3 separate regions of the Homo sapiens genome follow, and regions 2 and 3 are each linked to region 1. Evidence: chromatin contacts called from ENCODE Hi-C or POLR2A ChIA-PET data. All regions are on one chromosome and are shown on one strand. Each heading gives the region's core, a stretch centred on a gene start or an enhancer-like site at or near the end of the contact. The rest is flanking DNA. Distances are from core to core; before and after follow the strand shown. Region 1 holds the start of ACKR3 (atypical chemokine receptor 3). Region 2 overlaps RAMP1 (receptor activity modifying protein 1). Region 3 overlaps LRRFIP1 (LRR binding FLII interacting protein 1).

Evidence for each region. Hi-C counts contacts between places; a loop is a spot of excess contacts on that map. ChIA-PET counts read pairs that join two places held with the same protein, here RNA polymerase II (POLR2A). Pooled maps may share reads with other maps.
Region 2: a pooled map shows a loop between it and region 1 (2.7-fold over the local background). The contact joins the enhancer-like site here to the promoter of ACKR3 in region 1. A Hi-C loop is called at or near these places in 2 of 37 single-sample maps with no recorded cell type and 1 of 50 pooled maps. POLR2A ChIA-PET finds 5 or more read pairs at or near these places in 1 of 52 experiments (B cell).
Region 3: a loop to region 1 is called in a map with no recorded cell type, with 4 times the contacts of the local background. The contact joins the enhancer-like site here to the promoter of ACKR3 in region 1. A Hi-C loop is called at or near these places in 8 of 37 single-sample maps with no recorded cell type and 3 of 50 pooled maps. POLR2A ChIA-PET finds 5 or more read pairs at or near these places in 1 of 52 experiments (T-cell).

What each region holds. Positions count from the first base shown.
Region 1 is chr2:236,566,427-236,571,250 of GRCh38, forward strand. ACKR3 (atypical chemokine receptor 3) reads left to right here and starts at 3,399. Exons shown (of 2, transcript NM_020311.3): 1 at 3,399-3,498. RefSeq lists enhancers at 884-1,759, 1,760-2,635 and a silencer at 1,409-1,458.
Region 2 is chr2:237,895,867-237,900,690 of GRCh38, forward strand. All of the region lies in intron 2 of RAMP1 (receptor activity modifying protein 1), which reads left to right. Among named protein-coding and RNA genes, the nearest start is that of RAMP1, 39 kb to the left of the region's middle. RefSeq lists enhancers at 1-3,089, 1-5, 3,057-3,106, 3,187-3,296. Within about 2 kb of position 2,850, at least 29 of the 41 ENCODE cell types and tissues checked have a DNase peak (open chromatin) inside an H3K27ac peak, as active enhancers do; they include B cell, where a contact is called at or near this core.
Region 3 is chr2:237,698,675-237,703,498 of GRCh38, forward strand. The region is part of intron 1 of LRRFIP1 (LRR binding FLII interacting protein 1); the gene reads left to right. Among named protein-coding and RNA genes, the nearest start is that of LRRFIP1, 74 kb to the left of the region's middle. RefSeq lists enhancers at 1,726-1,775, 1,786-1,835, 4,138-4,824. Within about 2 kb of position 2,162, at least 31 of the 41 ENCODE cell types and tissues checked have a DNase peak (open chromatin) inside an H3K27ac peak, as active enhancers do.

The DNA of each region.
Region 1 (4,824 bases), core at 2,149-4,648:
ACCATTATATTGGACCTTACTGAAAAGGTTAAAATATGCATTCTGGCATGGTAACTGTTTCAGTGAAAGGCACTTGAAAAACAGCAGGTGCAAGATCACTCTCCCCATAGCAGAAGGAAGACAGCATCCTTATCCTTAGGACTAGAAGCTGCCAGCTAAAGAATACTGCAGAGCGTCACTCTAATCTTTTTAGTCACATTTTCAAAGTTTATTCTTCTCTGTTTAATCCAGTATTTAAGTAGTGGACGCGAACTGCTTGCTCGGGTCTGTCCCTCTTTCCTTCCTTTCCTTCCCTTCCTTCCTTCCTTCCTTCCTTCCTTCCTTCCTTCCTTCCTTCCTTTTCTTTGCTAGGGCCTGCCTTTCTCTGTTGCTTTCTTTCTTGCTTTCTTTGTTCGGGTCGTCATCTCTTTCCTCTTTCTTTCTTTCTTTTCTTTCTTTCTCTCTCTGTCTTTTCTTCCTTTCTCTCTCTGTCTCTCCCTCTTTCTTTCTTTCCCCAAGGAGGATTTGCCTGCCTGCCTGCCTGCCTTCCTTCCTTCCTTCCTTCTTTCCTTCCTTCCTACCTTCCTTCCTTCCTTCCCCCTTCCCTTCTTTTTCTTTTGACAGAGTCTCACTCTGTCACCCAGGCTGGATTGCAATGGTGCAATCCCGGCTCACTACAACCTCCGCCTCCCGGGTTCAAGCGATTCTCCTGCCTCCCGAGTAGCTGGGATTACAGACGCGCGCCACCGCGCTGGGCTAATTTTTTGTATTTTTTAGTAGAGATGGGGTTTCACCATGTTGGCCTGGCTGGTCTCGAACTCCCGACCTCGCGATCCGCCCGCCTCGGCCTCCCAAAGTGCTGGGATTACAGGCCTGAGCCACCGCGCCCGGCCGGGTCTGCATTTCTGTATGAGGGCTCCCATGCCGCGTGAAACTTGCACTATGCTTTCCTCCTATTCATCTATCTTATGTCAATTTAATTCTCGGACCCAGCCGGGACCCCTAGAGGATGGAGGTGGAGTTCTGCCCTTACACTGAAAGCACAATCTTCCAAAAGCAGAGACACTCTTCAAAACTTTGAAAAGAGACTTTTAGGTCCTAGGGCAATGGAATCTCGTTTTCTCAAAAAGCCCTGCTTGCTTACCCTCTCGTTTTCCCCCAGGCCTGTTTTCTGGGACAGGGTGGGAGGCCCAAGGAGACAGCCAAGTTCAGGCCCCAAGCACCCAGCTCCTCCTCCCAGGGTGGGAGCCTGGCCAGAGTTCCCGACCCACCCCGCCCCATTCCCCGCTGGCGCTTGGTCCGCCCCTCCCCGTCTGGAAGCCTCCAGCAGCCCCGCCCGGCGGAACTAGGGGACGGGTGGGGGACGTCGAAGGGCGAGGGCGGTGACCCCGGGGCCAGAATTCTCGCAGGCGCCTGGGCCGGGTGCCCGGCCGTGCGTGAGTGCGGAACAAGTCTGGGCGCGGGGAAGGGCGTGGGTGCGGGCCGTGGGTGGGTGCGGGGCAGGGCGCGGGGCTGTGGGAGGGCGCGAGGCCGTGTGTGGGTGCGGGGCTGGGTGCAGGCCGTGGGTGGGCGCGGGGCCGGGGCTGGCGGGGCAGGGCGCAGGCTGCTGCAAGGCGGCCTCGTGGATTCTGGCCCCGGACGCACGAAGCGGGTTCTACTTTTTAAAAAAACTGCGTTGCCTTTTCCTTCCTCTACGTTAGCATCCTGTCCGGGGTCCCCGGCCCATGTGGCCTTTCTTCCAGCGACAGTACACTTAGCTCAGAACGGATTGACACCCACTCTGTGTTTCCACCGGGCGCGCAGGCTCTGCAATGCGGAGCGCGTTCTCTGAAGGACAGGCCCCGGAGTCACGGCTACAGCCACAGAAAGCGGAAACCGAGCTGCAGTCCAGAGGGGATCCCCGTACATTTCCAGCGGGCTCAGACACAGGGTCCCCCACAAGAAAGAAACAGGACAGAAAAAGTCAGGACACGTATGCTGTGGAGAGTCGAGGTCTCGCCTAGATCTTGGGTGTGGGTAGACGCAGCCGCTGGCAGTTTTCCTTTCCAGCGTCTCTGGGGAGCCTGGAGATGTCCTTGGTGCCGATGTGACACGAAGAGTGATTGCGCCGCCCTGCAGAGGCGGTGGCGGGACGCTGCGCTCGGGCTGGGAAAGGCCGGCCCCAGGGCGACCCCTCCGGAGGCCCCCGGAGAGCAGGTGTGCACCTCGCCTCCCGCTGGGCAGCCAGTTCAGGAGAAAAATGTGAAGCTTTTAGCTAAACAAAATATTTCTTTCGTTAAGGGCTTTCTCCACACGGAGACTTTCTAGCCACGTGAGACTTTGACCTCCCAGTCCCCCAGATTCAGCGCTGGGACCGAGCGTCTGCTGTTATTTTTAGTAGAAGTATAAAAAGAATCTCGAAAAGTTTTAGCTCTGGAGAAGGCGTGAATACAGCTGGTGCCTTCATACACTCCACTTGAGCCGCTCTTTAAGAACTCCAGGAGATCAGAAAGCAATACGAAAGCCAGAGCATTGCACATGGGATGGGCTGGCGGGTGGCCTTTGGGTCCCTATCTTATGGACGATTTTTGTAAATGGGGCATTGGAGATGAGTATCACCTGGATCACATTTTTAGGTTGAATTCCTCCGTGGGGGGAACTTTAGCAATACGCATCCAAATAAGAATGTAGATTGCAATAATTGTAGTAAAGTGTTTGCCAGACTCATCTCAGAAAAAGACATTATCAAAAGGCATTTATTATCTTCCTAATGCGTGTCTGGCACTGGGCAGACACTGTAGAATACTATCTTGATTAGAGTCTCAAGGATTTTGTACTTAAAGTCCTTTACAAATAAAAGTATTCAAGTATAATCTATTATAAAGACTCTTTTCTCCACTTTGGGGATATACGGTGTGGCATCGATTCATTGGTCATACCAAAACTGTTACTTCTGTTTTGGAGGAATTAACAAGGAAAACCCAGGCTTAGTAAATCAACATCGAAGTTCAGAAGTTCAGAGTAATTTGTCTTGGGAACAAAGTCCTCCCTAGAGCGAAGAGGCATTCACAGGAGCTCTTGGTGTTAATGGGATTATTCAAGATATACCTGAGACCAGATAAATATTTGATGATTTTGCCAAGCACTAGGGTTTCTTTGCAGTTTGTCTTTGGCTGACGTTTTCCCCCCGTGGGGTTTGGACTTTGTGGCTTCACCAGATTTTGCAAATGAAAGAAGGCTGGGGTTTCCCAAGAGTACACTTGTGCAGGAAACAACAGACTAGTGAGGTTTACAAGAGGGGGGTGTGTGTGTGTGTGTGTCTGCCTGTGGGATGGGGGTGGCACGGGGGAGAGAGAGATGTGGGTTACAAAGCTGCCATCTAGAGGCTAGAGGCTCCTTTCTGCAGTGTATATAATGCAAGTCTGCAGCCAGCAGAGCTCACAGTTGTTGCAAAGTGCTCAGCACTAAGGGAGCCAGCGCACAGCACAGCCAGGAAGGCGAGCGAGCCCAGCCAGCCCAGCCAGCCCAGCCAGCCCGGAGGTAAGGAAACGGTGCTCGGGCAGCAGCTCTGCTCGGAAAGAAGGCACGGCTTCTGCTCTTAAGCCAAGTGGTCTTTTCAAAGGCCTTCTTTAAAATCGCTCAGATGGGTGCTTTTGAGTCTGCGGGTCTGGTTTCTGAAAACCCAGGCTGCACGCAGCTGCATTGCAAAGTGCTTTTGCTAATTCGGAGGGCTTCACCTTTCTCTTCAGAAAGCAAAGGGCAGTTTTCTTAAGTCACTTGCAGAAGGAAATTTCCATGTGTATTTAGGAATCTGGTGTTTATTTGCTGTGTGGCTATTTAAGCTCCAGTAAGCAGGGGAACTTTGCAAGAACACAGACTATCCATTCTGCCTGACCAATTTGGCATGGGGATTAGCTTGGCACCCACTGTTTACCTGTTTTGCTTCTAGTATATCAGTTTGGAAACAGATAAAATTGGCAGTAAATACGTAATTCCAGAATGATGAACACTTTATTAAGAGGCATCCTTAAATGGAGCAGAAAACTGCTGAGAATCTTTGTGAGTCCAAGATGTATTTGAATTCAGTACTTTGGGGGATTTACCAGAGTCTGTAAGTCCGGAAGCTATAAACGTGAATGTTAAACACAGCCCGGTCTTCTCTTCTCTTGATGGCACGCTTGCTAATCTAATTTGAGTATTGTTCTCTTAGAAGGTGTTAAGTCCAACTTCAATTGGGGTTGGGGGAAGCACACACACAAATCTACTATTTTGCAATTTAAATATACTCTTCAGGTAAAATGTGGATTTTGTTCAATTTTGTTGGCATGTGCAAAGATTCAAGGAGTGACTGAGAGAACTTTGGAGTGAGGTCAGGGATGGGTGGTTAGCCAAGACTTGTAACTTCCAGGGAGAATGAGAAGTTGTAAAAGTCAGACTGGCTGTCTCTCTTTCTCTCTTCCTCTTTCTTTCTTTCTTTCTTTCCTTTTGCTCACAACAGGATTACTTAGTGTTTCAAAAGTGGGAGAGAGCCTCCTTAAATGGTTTACAGCCCTTTGAATGTATTTGGTGCAGTGACATCCCCTGAAACTTCAGTCTGCAAAGTCTCAACATGGTAACTTTGTTCTTTTCTTTTTTAAAGGCAGATGCTGCTTTTAGTGTCCCTTTATTTATTCCAGGAAAAATGTGGACATCAGCTAGGCACGCCTAGCAAAGAAAGTGGAGGCTGCTGGTTTCTGTGCTTTAACTTTCCATAGATTTTAAATGGATAAACTGCTTGCCCTTCTTTCATCAGAATATGAGCTTTCCCCAGATGGAAAGTCTTTTCTAAAGCAAAGTTGCACATGGGAGCTCTAGCTTGGAAACAAT
Region 2 (4,824 bases), core at 1,600-4,099, 1.3 Mb after region 1:
GAGACTCGGACACATGTCACACCCATGTCCCCGTGAGGTGGGAACCCTGGGGCCTGGACAGGCCTGAGTGTGGTCTCAGCCCCATCACACACAGCTGGGCAGCTAGACCTGGGTGTCCCCACAGGGGTGCCAGGACACCTCCCAGGGGTTGTAGTGAGCCCTCAGCACCCGGCCCACAATGGGCACAGCTCAGCGATCTCCCAGCATTCCCTGATCCTCGGACCCTGGGACGCAATGCAACCCCTGCTCAGGCCCAGATGCAGCCAGCATAGGACAGTCTGTGACTTTGCCTGGGACACCCACTGCATTTTAAAACTGCACTTCATTTGGCAGCCCCAGGAGCCAGGGCGCTGCCCAGGCCTGTTCTCAGAGGAGGTATTATGCCCGTCCGCCCGCCTGCTGTGGCTGCTCTGTGGGGAGCCTGACTTGGCAGCTCCCAGGCTGTGTCTGGTGCCAGACCTGGCTGCACATGGAGCCAGGGATGGATTTAGAAACCTCTCGCTTCTCCCAGCATGGGCAGAGGCGCCCAGATTCCTCCCCGGCCTGGGGCCACCATAGCAGGAGAAGGGGAGGGAGGCAGAGGAAGCCAGGCCCAGGGAGGGCCAAGCAGCCCCCAGGCAGACCCCTGGACCGTTCCCCAGTCTGCACTGCCGCCTCAGGGACCTCCCCATCACCTCAGCAAGCGCCCTTTTCTGTAAGGAGGGGGTAAGAACACCTGCCCTCGGGTGATGTGAGAAGCACACTCACGCGGGGAAACAGGTCTTAGTATTTTCTTAGACTTTGTTTTGTTTTGTTTTAAGGCAGGGTCTCACTCTGCCGCCTAGATTGGAATGCAGTTGCATGATCTTAGCTCACTGCAGACTTGACTTCCTGGACTCAAGCAACCCTCTTGACTCAGCCTCCCAAGTAGCCAGGACTATAGGCACACACCACCACTCCTGGCTAACTTTTAAACTTTGTGTAGAGATGGGGGAGTCTCTCTGTGTTGCCCAGACTGGTCTGGAACTCCTGGGCTCAAGCGATCCTCCTGTTTTGGCCTCTCAAAGTGCTGGGGTTGCAGGCGTGAGCCACTGCACCCAGCCTCTTAGACTTTTGGACAGCAGAGGGGCCAGGCCTTTAAATGTCCTGGGGGTGTGATGTGCTGTCCGTGGGGATGGTGGGGTCACCTGCCCCAGCCTCAGTGGGTCCCTCTTTTACATGCCTGCAGCTCACCGGATGCTCCCGTGTGGCACTCAGCTATCATGAGGTGTGCATCCGTCCAGGTGGACCCCAGAGCCCCGCATGCAACCACGGGCCCCGCCTGGGCCTCAGCCTCCATCCCAGGAATGGGAGAACCAGCTTCACTTCAGGCCAGGAAAGAGGGAGACTGAAAGAGCAGATGACATGGGACAGGACAGAGCCTGAGGCCCAGACAGGCCATGAGCGAGGGGAGGTGAGAATAAGGCCACAGGTGGTCCCGTGTCTGCCTTCCCTGCTCAACGTGCAGAGAGGGCTGGCCATTTTCTCCGGCTTCATCAGCATGCTCTACAGTCACTGCGAGTGTTGCAGGAGGAATTGTGGCCTCCTCCACAGCAGCGAGAACACTGAGCCCCGTTTCATCTGTCTTCCTCCTGTTTCCTTGAACCCTCCCAAGATTCTTTCTTTGGTGCGTTATTCATGTTGTTCCTTTTCCTGCAAGAGAGAGGCCTTTGTCCTCCTTGTTCAGCAAGCACCTAGTCAGTGGTAAAGTGCAATATTTAGCTGGTAACAAAGGTGTGGAATGGAATTGGCTTCCATGATTTGGCGAAGTATTTGCAAGAAGCCTATGGTGAGGCTTCTTGTTTACAGATCCACGTGTCTTAGTGGAAACCTCAGAAACACATGCTCTCGTGGATGCTGTCATTCTTCTTTTTTTGTTTGTTTTGGTTTTTTGGGGGGGGGTTTTGTTTTTTGTTTGTTTGTTTGTTTTTTGAGATGGGGTCTCGCTCTTTCTCCCAGGCTGGAGTGCAGTGGTGCAACCTCAGCTCACTGCAACCTCCACCTCCCGAGTTCAAGCCATTCTCCTGCCTCAGCCTCCTGAGTAGATGGGACCACAGGCGTGCACCACCACGCCCAGCTAATTTTTGTATTTTTAGTAGAGACTGGGTTTCACCATGTTGGCCAGGCTGGTCTCAAACTCCTGACCTCAGGTGATCCACCCTCCTCAGCCTCCCACAGTGCTGGGATTGCAGGCGGGAACCACTGTGCCTGGCCAGATGCTGTAATTCTTTGGAAAGGGATGGAGTTGGCATTTCCCCTTATGCTGTTGGGAAAATGGCTTTGCTAAGATGTCAGAAGTCCCTGTTAATACAACTTAAATAGATAAACCATAGTCAGAGCCTGGGGAAAATTCCTGTTTAACATATTCATTTGCATGCAGTGATGACACTTATTTCAAAGCATTCCTGTCTCAGCAATGCAGTAGGTCAAATGTGTAGGCATCCCTGGGCTGGCACAGGTACATAGGACTTCTAATGCTTGGCCTTTTCCCTAGTTTGATTGTACTCTCTGACCAGCCTGATTTAGGAAGGGTTTGATAGTACAATATCCGTCTTTCCCTCACGCGTGCTGCCAGTCCCAGGGGGATGGGAGCAGCCACTCACCCGTAGGAGTTCCAGGTGTGCACAGCTGGCTCAGAGCCTGCTGGCCCAGCACACATTTCCCAGGCCAGCACAGTGTGCTGAAGTGCTTTTCATCAAACAGTTAACAAGACTTCCTTATACATTTCCCCAGTGTCAAGAAAAACAAAAGGTGCCCAGTTCTCTGCTGCCTCCAGCAGTGCTGGGCAGAAGTGAGACAGGAAGCCAGGCTCCCGAGCTCACACACGCAGACGTAGGTGGGAAGCTACACTGCGTGGGCTTTCACATCCCCAGGGCCCGGGCTGAGGCCTCTTAAAGACAAGCTGGCCCTGTGCTTGCTCCACACCTGACGCACGCCAGGCCAGGCCACAGCGTGGCTCTCTGTCAACAGAGGAAGTGGCGCAGTAAGTGGCCAGCCCCTCCCTGCTTTGGAAAGGTCCCGCTATTCACAGAATCCTGGGTGTGAGCCCTGACACCAAAGGCAGAAACCACAAGGGAGAAGCCAGCCCTGGCTGCCTAAATGCGAAATAAGCCTGTTGCTGGCTGCCACGAAAATGCCACTGTGTTCCAGTCCTAAATGGGGTGCATGCTATTGGTTTGAGACAGTGATTTTTTTTTTTTCTTTGAGACTGGGTCACACTCTGTCACCCATGCTGGAGTGCAGTGGCATGATCTCCGCTCGCTGCAACCTCCGCCTCCCGGGTTCAAGCAATTCTCCTGCCTCAGCCTCCTGAGTAGCTGGGACTACAGGCACACGCTGCCACACCCAGCTAATTTTTTGTATTTTAGTAGAGATGGGGTTTCACCGTGTTGCCCAGGCTGGTCGCGAACTCCTGACCTCAGGTGACCCGCCCGCCTCGGCCTCCCAAAGTGCTGAGATTACAGGCGTGAGCCACTGCACCTGGCCGAGAGAGAGATTTTTATCACATGAAGAAAATAGCTTCTTTCTGTGTTTTCAAGGTTGTGGCTTTTTTAAAATCAGAAAAGAATATTGAGTTTTCTCAAATGCCTTCTCAATGCGTATTAAAATGACGGTACATTTTTTTCCCATGGTGTATTAAAGTGTGATTTTGTAGTAACAGGTTTAAAGCATTCCTGAAATTAGCCCTCCTTTAAATAAAATATGCTATGTGGCTAGATGAAGTTTGTTAGCATTGGGTAGGGGACTTGAGTGTCTATTTATAGGTGGAAGCGAAGGGCATCTGTTCCGTCCGTGTGCGCATGCGTTGAGACGCATGTCATGCCATCTCAAGAGGCTTGGGATCAGGGTTTGTTAACTTTTTTAAATGAACTGGGAAGCTGCACATCTTTTTCTTTCACTTTAAGAATTTGCAGTGGCTCACGCCTCCCACACCTGTAATCCCAGCACTTTGGAAGGCCGAGGTGGGAGGATCGCTTGAGCCCAGGAGTTTGAGACCAGCCTGAGCAACATAGTGAGAACCTGTCTCAATTAAAAAGAAAAAAAAAGAATTTGAAAGAACTGCCTGGGATCTAGTGCCTTTTGAAACAGCAATTCTTTAATAACATTTGCCATTTTTCTTCTTGGAATTCCTCCTTTTTAAGTCGATATTTGATAGTTTATAATTTAACCAAAAAGTATCCCAATTCACTGAGGATTTTCCAATTTTTAACAAACCTTTTTTACGTATTAATCTCTTATACTTCTTCTTTTTCTTTTCTGTTTTTTGTTTTTTGTTTATTTGTTTGTTTGTTTAGGACAGTGTCTGGCTCTGTCGCCCAGGCTGGAGTGCAGTGGCACGATCTCGACTCACTGCAACCTCTGCCTCCTGGGTTCACGGCATTCTCGTGCCTCAGCCACTCAAGTTAACTGGGACTACAGGTGTGTGCCACCATGCCTGGCTAATTTTGATATTTTCAGCAGAGATGGGGTTTCGCCATGCTGCCCCGGCTGGTCTTGAACTCCTGAGCTCAAGTGATCTGCCCACCTCGGCCTCCCAAAGTGGTGGTATTACAGGCGTGAGCCACCGCACCTGGCCTATATTGCTTCTAATAATTATTGATGGACAAATTATGTGCCATTTGGAGAGATTTATTTTGTTCTTTTTAAAAAATATCTTGCTTTGGATACTTATTTTGTTTATTTTCATTTATTTTTGTTTAATAAAATAATTTATAACTATTAATTTTTCTCAGAATTCACTTTTGCCCCATTCCATTCATTTGTACATATAGTATTGCCGATCTTGTTCTCTTAATATTTTGTAAT
Region 3 (4,824 bases), core at 912-3,411, 1.1 Mb after region 1:
GTGTTTTAAGTAATCAGTTAGGCTTTGATCTCTAACTTTATGCCATCCAAATCTTCATGATGGCCTGAGCACCAGGCACCCAGACCTGTGCTCTGAATTGTGCCGGGGCTGGTTCATACAGTGTGATGGAGAGACGAGAGATCCACACTGGAGTTCTGAAGCTGTGGTTCTCAACCCTGTCTTTTTACAAGTTCCTTAACTTCCTTACTAGCCTGAAATGAAATGCATAGGTGAGAAAGTCAACCAGCGCACATAATTTCGAGTCAATATAACATTTCCTTAAAAAATAAAATACAGGTAGTTTATAGTAACATAATAAGAATTTTGATATAGAAATACTCAAGACCAAGTACACCAGCAGTTGAATGCAGTGATGAGACCTGCACACACCTGTGCCTGGCGTCACAGGGAGGCTGACACAGGTGTGTTGCACTGAGACCCACACACCACCCCTCATGTTGCTGTCTATGACGTGACATTCTACAAAGTTGACTAACTCTCAGGAAAGTTCTGAACAAAGCCAAGTATCATCATCTTCCTTCAATTTCCATGTCGATTGCATTCCTGGAATAGTTCATGTATATTTGAACTGTGTAAAACATATTTTGAGTTTATATGTAAGTTGCAATCAGTTTGTAAATCCAAAAATTAAAAATAGTGGTTTTTCTTTTCTTTTTTTTTTTTTTCTTTTTTTTTGAGATGGAATTTCGCTCTGTCGCCCAGGCTGGAGTGCAATGGTGAGATCTCGGCTCACTACAACCTCCGCCTCCCGGGTTCAAGTGATTCTCCTGCCTCAGCCTCCTGAGTAGCTGGGATTATAGGCATGCGCCACCATGCCCGGCTAATTTTGTATTTTTAGTAGAGATGGGATTTCACTATGTTGGTCAGACTGGTCTTGAACTCCTGACCTCAGATGATCCGCCTGCCTCGGCCTCCCAAAGTGCTGGGATTACAGGCGTGAGCCACCGCACCCGGCCAAAACAGTGGTTTTTCTATCTTCCTGAGCAGTCAAGGGAAAAGTTCTTCCCATCGCAGGCGTGTCTGAATGCGGGATGGTTGGCCGACCTGGCCCTGCCCCCCCGCCCCAATACCCTTAGCTTCTTCCCAATCTTTTTGACATCCCAGTCCCCCCAACATTTCCAAAATGCCCTCTAAGTCAACACTTCCGCCACTGCCAGCTGCCACCCCAGAGTGCCCTGTGCCTGGTAACGATCGTTCTCACAGTCATGGCCGTAGGGAAGGCTCTTTGTGGTTCCTGGGGGACTTCGTGAGATTGCCCACATGAGCATTTCTTTTGGAACTGAGATACAGTGCACATCGCCTCTGGGGGACATGGGGTGGTGGGTACACGGAACCGAGGTGAGCCTCCCTTGCGTTGCGGAGGTGCTAGCCTTGTGCCGTCCGTTCTTGTCCACGTCTGTGCAGGAGAACATCACCCGGCCCACTTGGTTGCTGTGAATAGCAAACTTTAGAGGCCACTGCATCTGAGGGTTGGGGGGTTTGCAGAGAAAACAAAAGTTGGTGGCTGTGGCTACTTCCTATAGCAAAGTGGCTCAGGAAAGGGATCCCGTGTCACAGCCTGGGTACACCACGGCCCCTCCAGGAGCTTGATTCCTTCTTAGCTCAGGGGAAGAATCGCACAAGGACCGAGGCCCCTGCTTGTCTGTGAACAAACTGGCCTTTGTGGCCACTTCAGGCTTCGGCTGCATCATATTCCTGTCACATTCACGTGAGTGAACTTGAATTACATCCTTAACACTTTTCCAAAAAGGTTATAAACTAGACTGGTGATGTATCATGGGGCCTAGAAAAATAATGCTGCTGCTTTTTCACTTCTCTGCTTGACGCTAAAACCTGGAGGCGAAAATGAATGTGTGTAATTAATAGGAGAACTTCCTCCTGTTTGCAGAGTGCTTTACAGCTGGCAAACGGCTTCTCTCCCTGAACAGCCCCGTGGGGCGTCATTTCCATCTGACATCTGAGGAGAGCTGCTGTTCATGGTCCAGTCCTCTGTCCATTGGCCCACTGGGTGTCCCTAATATGCGCTAACAGGCTCCTGGCAAACGGCGGGCATGGCAGCCACGAATCTGCACATGAGCTGTATGCCCTGGGTCTCCCCTGGGCTCTGCGGGGGGAGGTGGGAGCCGCCTCTGGTTCACATGCGGTGCTTTCCAGGCTGCAGGGCCTTCTCAGCCTGGGTGGAAGGAGTGACGTCAGAGTATTTCTCAGGAACTGCCTGCCCTAAAGTTGTGGCTCATAAACCCCTTCCAGCTTCTGTGTAGAATTCTGGACCCCTAGGGTATCACCACAGAGTTTAAAAGCAGAGTAAGAACATTTCCTGTGACTGTAGGGTGAGAGGCCCTGGGATCTGTAATTCTACACTAGGCTGGAATCCCAGAAAAGCTTCAATGCTCAGGAAATGTATGAGCAGTGCCAGGATCCCCTGAAGGAGTGTGGGGCTTTTGAAGCAAGCTGCCCAGCGAGCCTCCCGCAGCACCTGCTGTCCCTTTGCCAGCAGTCAGGGCCCCTGCCCCACCAGTGTTGGTTGTGTTTCTGTTCTTTGAGGAGACCACATGATGATCTTCTGGTAGGAGCCACAAGAAGGATACAAATGCCATTAGAGCTGCTAGAGCCCCAGACGTCACTGGAATTGGGGTTCAGGGTGTTGGGCTGTCCCCACCCTTAGGCAGTACTCCCACTGCCTACAACACCTCCAGCGCAGGCTGAGGCCATGCGAGGATGGAAGCACATGTGGGCTAGGCCAGGAGGGCGTGCGGGAGGGCTCTCCACTCTGCGCTCCGCTGGGGTTTCTCCTTGTGTCCTGGTCAATAACTTCTTCTCTCTCTGGTTCTCCTTGGCCTGAGCCCCCAGCCTGAGCCGGGCTGTCCCTGAGTTCCCTGACCCGGAAGAAGGGACGGCCATTATCTTTGGGTGACTGTCTTCTTATAGCTGGGAATCTCTGGGGCTCTGAGCGGGAGGCCCATGGGGAGCCCTGGAAGAACAGGCATGGGTTAGACTGTTTACCTCACTGCCCTGTGTGCCCTGCCCCGGTAGAAGCCGTTTCTGCTGTGTGGTTCTGTCTAGAACTAGAGCCCCTCAGGGCCCTCTGCATGCCGTGGGGTCCCTTTGCAAAGCACCTCCTAACATGTGCTTTTATCTGTGGCTCGGGATGGGGATGGTGACTTCTTCACGCAGTCTTCTGCAGGCCTCTCCAGCCTGGCTCCCGAGATGTCACGCATGGGTCCATGCAGCCCAGAAAAGACCCTGCAGGGGGAGAAGGGTCACTTTGGTGCCTATCTCCCCAGCTGGCCTGTGGGCTGGGTGCCTGGCAGATGGGGCTCCCAGGGAGGTGCCCCCATAGACTTGGGCTCCACAGCAGGCTGTGGGGCTGGCATTAATGTGGCTGGGAGAGCCTGGCTGTCTTTTTAGCCATTTGTTTCGGAGGCCCTGGGGGTCATACTTGTGCTTCCTCGTGTATTTTTAGATCTCTTATCACCGTACACACCACCTCCCTATCAGAGGGCTGTCATATTCACATATGGTAAAATAAGACGCAACAATAGAACTCGAGTCGTGGTTCGGCTTTCTAGGATTAGGACAAGGAGGCAACTTTGATAGTAAATGGAATCTTTTTTTCCCAGCCATCCCCACCCTCAAAGAGTATCTTGCTGTAAGACCTAGTTCCTGTAAAACTCTGTCTGTGGGGTCCCTGGCCAGGATGGGTGGGATCCCAGGGAAAGGGCCAGGCTGTGTGTTCTGAACAGGAATGGTTCTGGACCAACCATTGTGGGCATTCCTGAGAAGCCAGGGAGCCTGGATCTTGTCAGAGGAGCTCCTCCCTCTGCTCCATCCTAACCCCGCGGGCAGCAGCAGGAACTGAGAGAGGACACGGTGGGGGCAGCGCTGCAAAACCCAGCAGCGGGCCACCTTCCAGCAGCAGAAAGCATGAGTTTTGGTTTTGGGGCTCTTCCATTTCCTTCCTTCTTTTCTTTCTTTTTAAATTTTTGCTCTTTGTTATGAAACAGCAGCCAGACCGAGCTATGCATGTCCTGCTGCACGGCAGGGGCCCTTATCTTGAACGACTCCACATACTGGGCAAGGAGGTGGCAGGGGGAGGGGCTTGTGGGAACCCAGATCTGGGATGGGACTCAGCCAACAGTTTAAAGAGCCCTGTGCCCCCACTACCCAGCCTCAACAATTGTTAGCTTATAGCCGTTTACACCCCACCCAGGTTATTTGAAGACAAGTCAGAGGGAGATAATTTCACTGTACTCCTAAATGTTTTAGTATCTCAGCAAAGATTGTATGGGCAGAGAAAGGAGGCTTCAGGGTGTAGGACCCCAGGAGCAGGCAAGGGCTTGCTCTTTCCCTGTTGGCTCCTGTAGGGTGGGGACAGACCAGCCCCCATGAACCCTAGCGAGGGCCATGCCAAGAAGCCGCTGTTCTAATCTAATCAGTGGAGGATCCAGCAAGCTCGGATGGGAGGGAAAGAATGACTCAACCTGCAGGCCGTCTGGGGTATGCACAGTCTCGTCTCCTGAGTTCTCTGAAGCCCTTTGCAGTTTTTGCTTTGTATCCTAAACTCCACAGGCCCGAACCCTGGCACTGAGCTTGATCCGCTGCAGCCCAGCCCGTTCCTGTCCCCATGCTGGAAGCAGCCTGTCAACTCACTTCCTTGGTTTCCTGTTGCTCTTCCCACCCCATACCTGCTCCCCACATTTCTATCAGAGCCCTGTTTCTAAAACAAAAGTCAGATTCCGCTGTGTTCTTAAAACCCTTCAGTGGTTCTGAATTCTTTCAAGACGAGGTTCCAGATACGGAGGC